Regions from separate parts of the Homo sapiens genome. Here region 2 is linked to region 1. Evidence: chromatin loops called from intact Hi-C (ENCODE). Cell type or tissue: K562. All regions are shown on one strand.

What was found. Peaks named below come from ENCODE experiments on the same cell type or tissue, not always from the same donor. Only the 100,000 strongest peaks of a DNase experiment are listed, where the experiment ranks them.
Region 2: it touches region 1 in a loop (3-fold over the local background); 9 of 110 quality-filtered maps call a loop at or near these places.

What each region holds. Positions count from the first base shown.
Region 1 is chr2:61,898,018-61,900,517 of GRCh38, reverse strand. It overlaps a transcript of COMMD1 not described here. Among named protein-coding and RNA genes, the nearest start is that of COMMD1, 6.4 kb to the left of the region's middle. In K562, a CTCF peak has its summit at 1,514 (motif pointing right); no DNase peak of the experiment used is centred here.
Region 2 is chr2:61,134,498-61,136,997 of GRCh38, reverse strand. It overlaps LOC105374759 (a long non-coding RNA gene), which reads left to right. Exons shown (of 3, transcript XR_940137.1): 2 at 1,023-1,135. It also overlaps a transcript of SANBR not described here. Among named protein-coding and RNA genes, the nearest start is that of C2orf74-DT, 9.2 kb to the left of the region's middle. In K562, a CTCF peak has its summit at 1,341; a DNase peak (open chromatin) is centred at 1,297.

The DNA.
Region 1 (2,500 bases):
AAATTATAGAAAGACCTAAGGCCATGCAAGGCAAGAGTTAAGTCATGCCTGCAGGCCATCAGTCTTGCTGAATAGGTCATTTTGACGCAAAATATTGTGGCTAACTCTGACATAGCATCCTTATCTTCAACATTTCTTTCTTCTGACTCCAAGTTTTAGACAGAGCCTTATGACTTTAACCAATTGCAAATTAAACAATCTCTGAATCCACCTGTAACTTGTAAGTCCCCACTTCAGCATATCCTGACTTCTTGGACCGAACCAATGTACACCTTCCATGTGTTGACTTACATCTTTGCCTGTAACTCCTGCCTCCCTGAAATGCATAAAATTGTAATCTGACCACCTCAGGACCACTTACTCAAAGTTCCTTGGGTTTGTGTCTTTCCCAGGCTGTGATCAGTCACATTGGCCCTGAATAAATATCTAAAAAATTTTACAGAGTTTGGTTTTTCTTTTAACATGACTAAGAACTCCTGAGTACTCCCAGCTCTAATTAACCTTCACAAGAAATACATTACTCTTTTAGAAGCAAGTGAAAATACAGGCTGGGCGCGGTGGCTCACACCTGTGATCCCAGCACTTTGGGAAACCAAGGTGGGCGGATCACTTGAGATCAGAAGTTCAAGACCAGCCTAGCCAACACAGTAAAACCCTGTCTCTACTAAAAATACAAAAATTAGCTGGGTGGGGTGGCACACGTCTGTAGTCCCAACTATGCAGGAGGCTGAGGCAGCATAGCTTGAGCCAGGGAGGTTGAGGTTGCAGTGAGCTGGGATCACGCCACTGTACTCCAGCCTGGGCGACAGAGCAAGACTCTGCCTCAAAAAAACAAACAAACAAAACAACAAGAACAACCAAAAACATTGCTATCATTATTTAACTCCTACTCAAATGTATGTGTAGAAGAGGCAAAATTTTACCTCTGCCCTCTTAGGGTTTTTTGGCTGGACTCGAGAATTAAACTTAACATTAAGACAGGTTAACAGGAGAAAGACATACAGACTTATTTAATATAAGTTTATATTATTTAATATAATGTATGACATGGAAGCCCTCATAAGTAAATGAAGACCCACAAAAGTGGGAACACTTAAATGCTTTTATATTAGGATGAACAAAGACAGGCAATGGCAGAAAAGTAACTAAACTATGTGGGGAGGCTAAAGGAAGATAAAAATTATTTTAACAAGGTCTGTTTGTACAGAATTTTCTCAGTCTCAACTTCCCATCCTTGACAATAAGAATGTTGCCTTCCTTCTGGTAAAGGGAGGACATCTTCCATATGGGGGTTTTATCTCCTGCTTTAAAGAAGAAAAGGGGAAGAATCAGAGTCCCTTCTTGCACCTATTTTTTTTAATGTGTCTTTAGCTCAAAATAATCCTTATGCCAAAGTGGCATATTTTGGGATAGCATATTCTGCCACATATCACTGGACATATTACTGCCTGCCTGAGCCTACAGCACGTTCCAAAATATCAGAGTGAGCAATAACATAAATTCCTGTGCCACCAGGGGCTGCTATTGCCAATGTAACTGTTGAAACTTGGTAGCAGCTGCATTTTTAGAATGGCTTTCAAGCAAAAGGATCCAAGTACAAAGTTTTATTTTATTAACTCTCAAAACAACCTATTTTGTAGATAACAAAGCTGGGTATAGGCCTATTAAAAGAATTGTCTAAGGCAAGGAAACGGTAAGAAAAAGACCCTGAAGCCTTGATGCAAAGGGAAATTATAAATACCTAACTAAGCCCTCCTTGTAAACAGGTTTCCTTTCTATTGTGGCCAAATAGGTTTTCATCCTAAGTTCCATTAAGCAACTGGTCCCAGGCAAGTAATAGGTGTTTTTTTAATGAGGTTTTCCACCTCTGAAAACATTAAAATATTATATAAAACGTGAACTGAAATGTGTGCAAACCCAAGGGCCCCAAAGTTTTACAATGAGCTCTACCTGCCCTCTGTCTCCATTCTACTTTCTCCAATTCTGCTGTTATTAACATTCACCCTTCGCTCAACTGGCCACTCAACAGATTTTATTTTCTTGAGACAGGGTCTCACTCTGTCATCCAGGCTGCAGTGCAGTGGCGTGATCCCAGCTTACTGCAAACCCAACCTCCCTGGCTCAAGCTATCCTTCTGCCTCAACCTCCCGCATAGATGGGACTACAGATGTGTGCCAGCCCGTCTAGCTGATTTTTAAACTTGTTTTAGAGACAGAGTCCCACCATGTTGCCCAGTCTGGTCTCCACCTCCTGAGGTCAAGTGATCCTCCCACCTTGACCTCCCAAACTGCTGTGATTACAGGTGTAAGCCACCATGCCCCAGCAACAGGTATTAGTTGAGAGCATTTGCAATCCATTCTTCTTGGCTCCAGGAGATACAGAAATGAATGACTGTCTCTGCCTTAAAATCTTACATTCTGGTAAGGGAAAATTACATGTAAATAAATTATTAAAATACAATGGACTGAGTTGTTATTACTTAGTACCTAAAAGTAGCTAT
Region 2 (2,500 bases), 760 kb after region 1:
ATTATCGTTGTTGTTGTTGTTGTTGTTTTGGAGACAGTCTCATTCTGTCGCACAGGCTGGAGTGCAGTGGCGTGATCTCGGCTCACTGCAACCTTCGCCTCCCAAGTTCAAGCAATTCTCTGCCTCAGCCTCCCAAGTAGCTGGGATTACAGGCACCTGCCATCACGCCTGGCTAATTTTTTTTATTTTTAGTAGGTGCAGGGTTTCACCATCTTGGCCAGGCTGGTCTTGAACTCCTGACCTCGTGATCCACCCACCTCGGCCTCCCAAAGTGCTGGGATTACAGGCATGAGCCCCCACGCCCAGCCTAGCCTCAGTATTCTTTAAGAGTTTGCATCAGTTTGCTTGCCATCATCTTTTTTTTTTTTTGAGACATAGTCTCGCTCTGTCGCCCAGGCTGGAGTGCAGTGGCACCATCTCGGCTCACTGCAACCTCTGCCTCCCGGGTTCAAGTGATTCTCCTGCCTCAGACTCCTGAGTAGCTGGGATTACAGGCGCATGCCACCATGCCCAGCTAATTTTTGTATTTTTAGTAGAGACAGGGTTTCACCATGTTAGGCTGGTCTTGAACTCCTGACCTCGTGGTCCACCCACCTCGGCCTCCCAAACTGCTAGGATTACAGGCGTGAGCCACTGCGCTTGGCTGCCATCACTTATATTGATTTGTTTAGATTCTTTTTTCTTTTTTTTTTTTTCAGACGAGTCTCGCTCTGTTGCCCAGGCTGGAGTACAGTGGTGCGATCTTGGCTCACTGCAACCTCCACCTTCCAGGTTCAAGTGATTCTCCTGCCATAGTCTCCCGAGTAGCTGGGACTACAGGCATGTGCCACCATGCCCAGCTAATTTTTGTAGTTTTGGTAGAGACAGGTTTCACCATGTTGGCCAGGCTGGTCTCGAACTCCTGACCTCAGGTGATCCGCCCGCCTCGGCCTCCCAGAGTGCTGGGATTACAGGCCTGAGGCAATGCGCCCAACCTTGATTTTTTTAGACTCTTTAAACTTTTTTCCTTTCTCAATTTTCAGAACTATAAGAGACTTCTAAATGCTTAGAGAACCTGTGTTATTAATATACAAAAGCATGACTCTGAAAACAGGCAATTCTGGCACTGAAGAGCATCAGATTTAAACTCCATCTTGTAAGTGGTTTTCTTTGTTCTTTTTCTGCTTTCTTTCCCTTTTCATATTTGCTTTCTATAATTCCCTACGTATTTTAGCTATAATTTCTCTTATCAGCTATTTCCCAGTATTCTGTTTCCTTCTACAAATGATATACACGTGGGCTGAGGCAGGCCAAACTTAGAGCTTAATGTGGTTTTCCTGCACTTTTAGCACCACCTAATGATAGTGCTCTGGTATAAAGAATCTATGCTTTCCTGATTTTTTTATGCTCCTGAACACATTTCTAGCTGTGGCTTACAGTGTTGGTCTTTTAACGATTATCATGTCACATAACAGTATAGTTTTCAACCTGTCTGCACAACAGAGTCACCTGGTTACCTCTAAAAAATGCTGTCATTAGGCCCAAATCCAGAGCCACTGTCAGAGAGGCATTAACTCTTATTCATTGGACAAAACTAGATGTCATTTAAAAGTACTCAGTTCCATCACTTACTGGGAAGAGTCAGCTTTCTTCCCTTGGTATATAACTACATATACTTATGGTATTATATGACTAATCATGGCTAAAAATGAATACACTTGAGAGATCCCTTCAAGTACTTGTTCGTGATATATACTAATTCTGACAGTTGCCTACATTTCTTTCTCTTAATTTTTTTAAATTTGGGCAAATATATTAGACACATAAAAGTGCCATGATTAAAACAACCAACAGTTATATCTGCCATTCAAAAATGAACTAAAGTCTGCAACCTCCGCCTTCCCGAGTTCAGGAGATTTTCGTGCTTCAGCTTCCTGAGTAGCTGGGATTACAGGCGCGTGCCACCACACCTAGCTAATTTTTGTATTTTTAGTAGAGACGGAGTTTCACCATGTTGGCCAGGCTGGTCTCGAACTCCTGACCTCAGGTGATCTGCCCACCTTCTCGGCCTCCCAAAGTGCTGGGATTACAGGTGTGAGCCACCACTCCCAGCCAAAAAAATATTTATTTTTGAGTCTCGCTCTGTTGCAAGGCTGGAGTGCAGTGGCGCGATCTCAGCTCACTGCAACCTCCACCTCCCAGGTTCAAGCAATTCTCCTGCCTCAGCCTCCCAAGTAGCTGGGACTACAGGCATGTGCCACCACACCACCAGCTAATTTTTGTATTTTTAGTAGAGACGGGGGTTTCACCATGTTGGCCAGGATGGTCTCAATCCTGACGTTGTGATCCGCCCACCTTGGCCTCCCAAAATGCTGGGACTACAGGCGTGAGCCACCGTGCCTGGCCAACAATATATTTCTAATATTTCTAATAGAGCAGAAGAGCTGGTCACAGAAACAAGACCAATAACAACAAAACAATGAGAACATGAGACTGCTAAAGTGTGCCAATGTTGTGAGCA